Regions from separate parts of the Homo sapiens genome. Here region 2 is linked to region 1. A link is an interaction called in ENCODE POLR2A ChIA-PET data of the cell type or tissue named here. Cell type or tissue: OCI-LY7. All regions are shown on one strand. Links, peaks and the distances in the headings refer to the core of each region. The heading gives the core; the rest is flanking DNA. Region 1 holds the start of LOC124903005 (a long non-coding RNA gene). Region 2 has its middle 17 kb from the start of LINC02385.

Region 1 (5,384 bases), core at 1-5,000:
CCTGCCTGGAGTACATTTTTTTACAATGAAGACTTCTAAGTTTCCTCCACCCCATTTTTCTTTGCCATATGATCTTTCACAATTTTCTCTCATGATCACATTTTTTTTAACCACCGTTTATCCACTTTCCTGTCATCTGACATATGAGTTAAGTTTTTTGAACATCTTATGAACACTCACATTTTGTGAACACTATTGTGCTGGTCTCTCAGATTCTTCCAAACGGATTGATCAGGGGCTAATCGTGATGGCTGGGGTCCTTCAGGACTTCCTCAGGCTTCAGAATTTAGGTTTCATGGTGGAGGCATCATCTCATCCTAAGTCAATGAATTTTGTTGTTCAGATCTAGGAAAAAGGAAAGGGACACAAAAATGCAGATAGAAAGCTTTAGTTAAGACTTCTGGAAATTGCCTAAAATTAACATATATGCTATTATATATTAAATATATATACTATTATATTATACAAGTAATATATAATAATATATTATAAAATGTATATATCATATAGGATATTAATAGATATCATAATTTCTATAATTTATTAATATATACAATTATATATTAATAATAGTATGTATATATATTTTATACACTTAAACACATTTTTTTAGAGAAAGGGTCTCACTTCGTTGCCCAGGCTGGAGCGTAGTGGCACGATAATAGCTTACTGCAACCTGGAACACCTGGGCTCAAGTGATCCTCCTAAGTAGCTAGGATTATAGGTATGTGCCACCACATCCAGCTAATTTAAAAATAATTTTTGTTTTTTTGGTAGAGATGGAGGTCTCATTATGTTGTCCACGCTGGTCTCAAACTCCTGAGTTTAAGCAGTCCTCCTGCCTTGGTCTCTCAAAGTGCTGGGATTACAGGTGTGAGCCACTGTGCCTGACCGATTTTTTAAATATATACTACTCGGGAGGCTGAGGCTGGAGAATGGCATGAACCCGGGAGGCGGGGCTTGCAGTGAGCTGAGATAGCACCACTGCAGTCCGGCCTGGGCGAAAGAGCGAGACTCCGTCTCACAAAAAAAAAAAAAAAAAAAAAAAAAAAAAATATATATATATATATATATATATATATACTACTTATATATAAAACTGTGTACTTAAATATATATATAAATACTTAAGATATAAGGCACACAGTAAAAATGACATTTCATTATGAAAAAAATAGGCGTGTGCTGTTTGCACTTTGGTGGGCCATTCCATTTTCATATGGCATTAGGATGGAGCCATTTGTTTGGGAGGGGACAGCGCTCTTCTCAGGAAGGAGACCCTGGTCTGCTTAGTGAGGCCAAACCCCTTAGCAGGAGCTGAGCATGTATTCTCCTTGGCCTCTCACCTTTGTTAATTTATTTGTTTGGTGAATTTGGGAGAAGGAAGTAGAAAAGCTCAGCTCAGCACTTACGCTCTTCATCTTTTGGGATCTGCCTGTTTGGCAGGGAGAATGTGTTCTGGTCTACGATGTGTTCAGTATAGGGAGGGAAGAGTTTCATGGCTTTCTAGCTGTGCCAGAGGTGAGTATGTTAAATTGGTGGGTGAAGTATTGGCACATGCCTCCAAATCTAAAGCTATGTTCTTAAAATGTTGTATCAGTAATAAAGGTACCATTTTTGATCTAAAAAAGAAAAAGCTTTCATTAAAATCTTAAAATATCATCTAGCCAAAAACTTTTCAGTTCTAATTTATTATGCCTTAAGTATATAGATATGTATCACCTTAGTGTGATCCAATTACAACAGGTGAAATTCTAGTCACAATCTAAATTGTTCTTCACCATGTTTTATTTGTAAATATTTCATGAAACTGTAAAATTACAACATATGAATTCATAGTGATGTAAAATTATGGCTAACTTCTAAAAAAAAAATCTTCTTTTTTATGCTCAGCTTTGGCTGCAGAGAAAGATGGGACCCCTGTGTTCAAGCTTCCTAAATGGAGGGTCAAGGGCAAGACCATCAAAGAAGTGGCAGAAGCCTACAGATCCGTGGGTGCAGAGCTAAATGTGCTCCCTTTCTGCACTCAGTTCATTCCCATGGATATAATTGATAGTCCAAAGCACGGCTCTATCATTTATCACCCATCCATCCTGCCCAGGCACAGAGGAGCCTCTGCTATCAATTGGTGAGATTTTTTCTTTTTACTTTTTTTTTTTGAGATGGGGTCTTGCTATGTTGCCCAGTCTGGGTTCAAACTCCTGGGCTCAAATGATCCTTCTGCCTCAGCCTCCCAAGTAGCTGAGATTTCAGGATTGTGCCAGAACACCCAGTGAGACTTTTTTAATTACACAGAGGGTGAGTGTATTTCAATTGCCTATATTCTTTCTGTTTTTTACCTAGGTGATCAAGACAAGAAACTAGGCATGCTTGAACAGTTGTGAGGTCCTGATTGGTTACTACTGTTGCATGAACTCCCCTGAGATCTAGACATACAGCGTGAACCAGGACAGCATTTACCAAGAATAGCCTATGGAGTACTAGCTCCATTGACTGTTACTAGGTATTGAGCAAACAAAGGTTTTATGGTCAGTAAGTTTGGTTTATGCCGGATTTTTAATTGCAGGATTCATTTGAGCTATTAATACGGGCTTTAATGTCAGTATCATAATCCCCTAGAGGGAGTCTGAATACACAATGTTCCCAAACTTATTTGACCACAGAACTTTTTTTTTGCATAGAGCATCTCAAGTACATTTCAGGAAATGCTGAATTACTTGAAATAATCATCAAGTAATTACTTGAAATGATGAAATGATCATCTTCACTGTCCATCTTCCCCATTCAACTCTAAGCTTCTTAAGGAAAGGGACTTTGCACAACATTTGTATTGCTATTTTCCAGTGTCAGAAACAGTGGCTGGTACATTGTAGGTACCTAATACCATAGGGACACAATACTGTGGGTTGAGGTGGGCCTTCCTACCCTTTCTGCCTTCTCTCCTTTACCTGCACATTTTCCTAATATTCCTCAGTGTCAAGTCATTGGAATAAGCTGGAAGCCTACACTTGGTTTAAATGTGATGAAAAATATTAATTGTATTTAAACTTTGATGACATGGATTGATTTCTTTTTGGCTCTTATAAATAACACACTATTATTTAGTAGACATATTTGCACTTAGACTTGTACTTTTTCTCAATTTACACTGTTTCCACATGCAGAATCATTGGATCAAAGCACATGAATATTTTCAAGGATCTTGATAGCAATGCCAGTCAATTTCTTAGTATTTCTGAAGAGTTAGTGATTGATGGATTGATTTAGGTCTTGATTTGTAGCTCAAAAGTAAAAAATATTTACATTATTACATGGCTGACCTACCATCATACTCCCTCTGTATTAGCTTGAATTAATAATCAGCTCTGTCCTTCACATTAGTTTCACATTCTGTCCTTCACAGAGTATCCTATTTTATCTTCTGTTCTTATTCCGCCTAATACAGGGTCAAATACGATGTAGGAATTGGACCCAGGTGGGCAAATTACTTGATCTTGAAGTAGAAAACTGATCCCTGGGAGTCAATGAGTGGTAGTAACGATAGACTCTAATGCCTTTTTAAATTCACTGCAAGTCATTACTGTACATTAACAAGAAAGACAAGATATGAGGATGTATTATATAAAATAGCAGTACCATTAGGCACTGCTTTTTATGAGCCCTGACGTCTCCCAGTTCTACTGTTAATTTCTCATGGTAGCTTCATTCATTGTCTACTTTTCCATTATAACTATCTTATACTTTAATATCACTAATTCATCACTTTATGATACAGTTAACCAACATTTTAAATTGAAATTCTTCTTTTCACAGGACTCTAATTATGGGAGATAAGAAAGCTGGGTTTTCTGTTTTCTGGGCTGATGATGGCTTGGATACAGGACCCATCCTTCTTCAGAGATCATGTGATGTTGAACCCAATGATACAGTGGATGCACTTTATAATCGGTTTCTTTTTCCTGAAGGAATCAAGGCCATGGTTAGTATATTTTGCCACCCAGAATTTAGTAAACCTTTAAAGTTTTGAAAATATTTTTTCTTTTATGAAGAAATTATCCATATGAATTTTCACCAAAAATATAAAGTTTAAAAACAAAATTAGATTTTTTTTAACTAATGGGATGGTATATTTAGGATGGAAATCTGAATTTTTCAATTTCTTAGTCTATGAAACTGACTTATTTTTCTGAGAGCAGTGATCCAATGGATGCAGTAGCATTTAAACTGCTCCATTCTTTTGCCAAATGCTTGAATCTTCAACCCTGCCTATAATGATTAATTGTAAAGAAGTAGATTGAATCTTAAGAAATTTTGCTACGTAATTTGTTATGGAAATTTAAAAGTACTTTAAATTAGCCTCTGTAACAGGGTGAAATTTGGTGTTGCTGTATTTATCCAGACGTATTCTGGGGTAAAAAAAAAAAAATCCCAAAACATGTATACCATCAAATAAAAATATTGCAATATTAGCCTACACAAATAGTGAAAGCTCCAGCTGATAATTTTGATGTCATTTAATTTTTTTTCAGAGCTAGTATGAAAGAAGTAGCAAGATTATATACAGTAGTAGCCATTGATTTAGGAGAGAGGAAAGCAGTGCTTTGCTTGTATCATTCAATGATTAAGAGAGTAGGGCTTCGATGTCAGAAAGACCTAAGCTCAAGTTTCCATTCTACCTCTTCTTTGTTGCATGACCACAGGCAAGTCGCTTAGCCTCTGTAGCTTTGGTTTCTTCATCTATACAGCATGGATAATACCACCTGACTTGTAGGGTGGTTGTGGAAATTAAGTGACACTATTTGTGCAAAGCATCTGGCCCATGGTAGGTGCTCATAAAATGATCATTACAATCAACATAGCATTTTGTGTGTTCAGTGATATTTGCTGAAGCCCAGATTCTAGACCTAGTTATAGCCTAGATGGAGGTGGGTGGAATGAGCTGTAAACTTGGCTCTGTTCCCCTGTGGCTCCCTCCGTGTGCTCTTGGGTGGGTTGGTCAGCAGCTGTGAGTCCTTAGAGAGAAATCTGAGAACTTGAACTCACGTGGGCCTCGCAGTGAAAATGGGAGGCTCTCGACTCAAGGCAAACGTAAATATAACAGAGAAGAAAATGCAGGACACCTCCCAAAGGCAATCAAGCTCATGGATAGATTTTAACTTTTTTTATTCCAGGTCTCCTAAACTAGAAAGCAAGTTGAATTCATTAAATACAGTAAGGTATCATTTTTTAGAATCATCATGATGAGTAAAATAACTCATAAAGACTTATTTTATCATTATATTCCTATCATTTCCAGTGAATCACTAAGGGAGGTGGCAGTTTGTTTAAACAAGGGAGTCATTTTTGAGAGTGCAGACTTCGATTGGCAATAGATAGACCTGGAT
Region 2 (5,384 bases), core at 385-5,384, 880 kb after region 1:
GCAGTGACCCGAGATTGTACCATTGCACTCCAGCCTGGGTGACAAGAGTGAAACTCCATCTCAAAAAAAAAAAAGAAAAAGAAAAAAGATAGGGGAAAATATATTGATATTTGCTTGCATATCTATGAAGTTTCTCTGGAAATTTACAAAAGAAACTGATGACATTGGTCGTCTTCAGGGAGGGGGACACTTGAATGGTAGGGGAAACAGGGTGGATATTCTATTTTTTTTCCATCTATCCTTGTGTAACTTTTGCATTTTGAATGATTTTTATATTTTGAACCACAGTATAGTATCTATTCAAAAAGAAATTTCAAAGGAAAACAAATAATTTTTGCCTTTATTTCCTCTAAACTTTTTGGGGGCTGGGCACTTTAACTTAGGATACAACAAATAAGTCCCTGAAGAAAAATATTCAAGAAGTATTACCTAGAGCCTACTGGGTACTGGGAACACAGCAGTGAACAAAACAAAGACAATCCCTGCTCACATGAAATTTAAATTCTAGCGTGGGAAGACAGTAAAGAAAAAACAAGTAATAATAAATAGGTAAAATATATTGTAAGTTAGTGTTAAAAGCTATAAATGAAAATAATTGAGTGAGATTTAATAATTAATTTAATGTGCCAATATGGAAGGTGTTTTTAGATGGGATTAACATTTAAATTTGTGAATTTTGAGTAAAGTAGATTGACCTCCAAAATGTAAGTGGGCCTCATCCAATCAGTTGAAGGCCTGAATAAAACAAAAAGATTTGAACAAAGATGGAACAAAAAGGGGGTTTGAGATTGCTAATGGGGATTTGGGAGTGATAAAGGAGTAAAATTTTTTTTTTTTTTTGAGACGGAGTCTTGCTCTGTTGCCCAGGCTGGAGTGCAGTGGTGCCATCTCGGCTCACTGCAAGCTCTGCCTCCCGGATTCACACCATTCTCCTGCCTCAGCCTCCCGAGTAGCTGGGAATACAGGCACCCACCACTACGCCCGGCTAATTTTTTGCATATTTAATAGAGACGGGGTTTCACCGTGTTAGCCAGGATGGTCTCCATCTCCTGACCTCGTGATCCACCCGCCTCGGCCTCCCAAAGTGCTGGGATTACAGGCGTGAGCCAGGGCGCCTGGCCAGGAGTAAAATTTTAACTAGATCATTAGAGCAGGCCTCAATGAGAAGGTGACATTTGAACCAACACTTTTGTGAAATTGAAGGTGAGTCTACTCTTTTTCTATGATAATGTTTCACCATTCTGCTTCGTTATATGAAATTATTGGATCTTACTGATACAGAACGGCTGGGCTCCTGGCTAAACCTCACCCTTAGGCCTGGAACTGTGGCCCTAAGTGAAAACAGCTGACCCAGTTTTTCCAACCAAATATTGATTTTTTGGCCTGCCACTCCACCTATCTTGTGCCCGTAAAAAGACTTCAGCTGGCAGAGCATTGTAAGTGGTGAGCAGACAAGTGACTGATCGTCAGGGATACAAGTGGCTGAGCACTGGGGACTGCGGATAGACACTGCAAACTTCAGACAGTGCGGCTTCAGGGAAAGATCACCTCTTTCCTGCACCATCCCCTTTCCAACTCCCCATTCCAAGGAGAGCCACATCCATCGCCCAGTAAAATCCTCCGCATACACTACCCTTCAATACATTCGTGTGACCTGATTCTTCCTGGATGCTGGACAAGAACCCGGGTGCCAAGAGGGCAAGAGCTCGAATGCTGCTGCGGGGCCCGCACAGAGCCTGCTCCCGCCAGAGAGGAGTGACCGGCCAGTTCCAGCCTTCATTCCCTCCTGTTCCCTCACTCACTTGCTTGCACACTCTCTCTTGTGAGGAGTGGCCAGCCGCAGGCTGAGCGAAATGAGCCACTCCAGTTCCCGCCCACGAAGGGGGTCAAGGTCAAGGGAACAATCCTGTCTCACTACTTACTCCACATTGTTTTTCTAAACTATTTGTGGAAATACCAGGAATATCAAATAGGTTGTAAAAGAGTTTATAGGTAATTGTTGAGTGCAATGTTTTAAAATTTAATGTAGCAAGGAAGTTCCCAGAATCATCAATTTCTTTGTGGTGGGCCTTTACTTTCAGTGGAACTGGTATCATTTAAGGGCACACCAGAACATTGAAAATTCCTCAATCTCTCTTTCTAATCTACTTTCAGTGGCCCAAATTTCTTTAACAGAGGTTAATGCTTTTCAATCCACAATAAGAGACAAGAAAAAATGTAAAAACTCCTTTCAAATGTACTTCCTGTATAAGAGAGTAGCTCTGGCCAAGCATGGTGGCTCATGCCTGCAGTCCCAGTGCTTTAGGAGGCTGAAGTGGGAGGACTGCTTGAGGCCAAGGGTTCAAGACCAGCCCGGGCAACATAGTGAGACCTTGTCTCTACGGAAAAAAAATAAAAAATAAAAAAATGTAGCTGGGTCTGATGGCACACGCCTGTAGTTGTAGCTACTCAGGAGGCAAAGGAGGGAGGATTGCTTGAGCCCAGGAGGTTGAGGCTGCAGTGAGCTGTGATCGAGCCACTGTACTCCAGCCTGGGTGACAGAGTGAGGCCTTGTCTCAAAAAAAAAAAAAAAAAAAAAAAGAGAGAGCGAGAGAGTGGGGGAGTGGCTCTATCGTCAAATTGTCTGAAACCAGATTCATTCTTTCTAGCTACGTCAACCTGGTCATTTTCTTTTTTTTTCTTTTCTTTTTTTTTTGAAATGGAGTCTCGCTCTTGTCGTCCAGGCTGGAGTGCAGTGGTGCAATCTCGGCTCACTGCAACCTCCACCTCCCGAGTTCAAGCAATTCTCCTGCCTCTGCGTCCCGAGTAGCTGGGATCACAGGCCTGCGCCACCACGCCTGGCTAATTTTTGTATTTTTAGTAGAGATGAGGTTTCACCATGTTGGCTAGGCTACTCTTGAACTCCTGGCCTCTGGTGACTGGCCCGCTTCAGCCTCCCAAAGTGCTGGGATTACAGGCGTGAGCCACCACACCTGGCCTCTTTTTCTTTTCTTTCTTTCTTTTTTTCTTTAGAGATGAGGTCTCATTCTGTCATGAGACCAGCCTCCAGACTCCCGGGCTAGAGTGCAGTGGCATGATCATAACTCATTGCAGCCTTGAACTCCTGGGTTCAAGTGATCCTCCTGCCTTAACCTCTCAAATAGCTGGGACTACAGGTGGGCATCGCCATGCCCAGTGGAAGTGTATTTCTTTTTTTATAAAACAGAAGATTGGAAATAATCTAAAAGTCCAGTGAGAGAGGACTGGTTAGATAAATTATGACACATTCATAAAATGGACGCTGAGCCTCTGTAAAAGGAATGAGCAAGCTCTTATGCACTGATATGCACAATCTCCAAAATAATTTTTAAATAAAATAAACCAGAACAAGTTACATAGCTGTGTGAATAGCATACTACCATTTGTTTAAAATAAAAAAGAAGAAAAGAGAAGAAGGATTTATATACATACTTGCTTATAAGTACAATAATATCTCTGGAAGGATTTATAAACAAACTACTAACATTCACTGCCTCCAGTGAGGTTTTTAGGGAGCTGGAAATAGAGGTGGAAGTGACTTTTGCTGCATATATCCTTTTGAACCTTTTAAATTTTGAACCATACAAATGCATTACCTATTTAAAAATAGGACAAAACTTTAGAAAAATGTAGCCAGGGTAAAGTCATGATGAAAGGAGGCAGAGATAGGAGAAAGGAAACAGAAAATCAACTGTTGTAGAAATTTGGCATTATTATTGATATCTTGGGAGAAATATGAGCCAAAAAAGTGTATATGAATGTGTGGGTGTGTAGGTCTGAAAAAATTTGCAAATACAAGAGAATCACCTTTCGTTTACCATTATGGGCCTTACACTAGAGATGTGTTTGGACTGGCAGGTGAGTGTGGCCTGGAGTCAGGAAGAAGAAGCCACCCCTCTGTGTTTCAGGCATCACAGAGCACATGGAACTCCTAGAGGGATTTAGGAAAAGGAGAGACTGTGAGAACTAATCTTGGCAGACCAGGTGGAAGAAGGTTTATTTCTAAAAGATGTGTGTAAAAAGGTTGGAGTCAGGAGTAGGGAGGGAAAACAAATTAGAAAAAGAACAGAAAGAAGAAATATTAAAACTCTAGAAAACTGATTCTGTGCCAGGTAAAGTACTTACCGTGGGATCTGTGGGTTTTGCCAACATCCAGGTCCCTTTCTGATAACAGCACTCTAATTTTCCTTAAGCACCCCTTTTCTTCATCTGCATCAGGGTTTTGCAACCTTGACACTATTAACATTTGGGATCAGGCAATTCTTTGTTGTGGGGGACTGTCATGTGCTTTGTAGGATAAATGGCAGCACCCCTGGCCTCTACCCATGAAATGCTGGTAACATCCCTATCCCCCAGTTTTATGACAACTAAGAATTACTCTAGATATTGCCAAATGTCTCCTAAGGTTCAAAATCACCCCCCTTCCTCTTGAAAACTACTGTTCTATATGGTTTATGCCAAACCAATACAAGTCTCCAGGTTTAAGAAAGGGCACATAACTCAGACCTGGACAACCAGAGCATTTGCACCCTCTGACTACAGTGTAGTTCAAAGATGGGCATCAGCTCAAGTTGGCCCACAGTCAATCCCATAATGGTAATCAGGAAAGACATGCCTTTCTAACAGGGTTGGTGAGAGAATAAGCACTGTGCCTCAAGTGCACCCAAGTAGGCAAGATGAAGCTGCTGGAATAATGCCCCTCCCCCACCAATTCTGAGCCCCTGGATCCAGCCATGCCTGAAGTCAGCCTGTGGTGGGAAGAATTCTAAGATGGCCCTCCCAAGATTCTCAGTTCCTGGTTTACACACACCTTCTAGCCGTTATTCAAACACTAAAACTCTAAGTGCTGCTGTGGAGAGATTTTACTGATGCTATTGATATGAACAGGAGGCAGGGAAATACGAGGTAGAAAAGGGTGGGGTCCCTGGTGAGGGTTCCACCCTCAAGCCTGGACCTGAGGCCCTAAATGAGAACTTCATATCTCTGTTTTCCTGCCCAAATGTTGCCCCCCACACCCCCATCATATGCCCATAAAAACTCCAAGCTCCACTGGCAGAGGAGCAGAGCAGCACGGCAGAGAAGGACAAGGACAGAAGCATCTGAACGTGGAGAGAAGAAGAAGCAGCTGGACATTGGAGACTCTGGTTGGAGAGGAGTTTGGATGGGATGGTGGAGAGAAGTTCGGGTGGGACGGTGGAGAGGAGTTCCGCCATTAGGGAAGACCACCTTCCCACTCCATCCCCTTCCCAGCTCCCATCCTGCTGAGAGCTACCTCCACTGCTCAGTAAAATCTCTACATTTGCCATCCTTCAAGTCTGGGTGACCTCATTCCTCTTGGGCATGGGACAAGAATTTGGGATGCACTG

What was found. ChIA-PET counts read pairs that join two places held together with the same protein. Peaks named below come from ENCODE experiments on the same cell type or tissue, not always from the same donor. Only the 100,000 strongest peaks of a DNase experiment are listed, where the experiment ranks them.
Region 2: POLR2A ChIA-PET joins it to region 1 with 5 read pairs; 3 of 35 experiments call an interaction of 5 or more read pairs at or near these places.

What each region holds. Positions count from the first base shown.
Region 1 is chr12:105,067,314-105,072,697 of GRCh38, reverse strand. ALDH1L2 (aldehyde dehydrogenase 1 family member L2) reads left to right here. Exons shown (of 23, transcript NM_001034173.4): 3 at 1,894-2,128; 4 at 3,814-3,979. LOC124903005 (a long non-coding RNA gene) reads right to left here and starts at 346. Exons shown (of 2, transcript XR_007063435.1): 1 at 181-346. In OCI-LY7, for the core only: CTCF peaks have their summits at 2,487 and 2,706; a DNase peak (open chromatin) is centred at 2,427; H3K4me3 peaks cover 322 bases; H3K27ac peaks cover 298 bases.
Region 2 is chr12:104,184,052-104,189,435 of GRCh38, reverse strand. No RefSeq gene overlaps it. Among named protein-coding and RNA genes, the nearest start is that of LINC02385, 17 kb to the right of the region's middle. In OCI-LY7, for the core only: no CTCF peak of the experiment used is centred there; no DNase peak of the experiment used is centred there.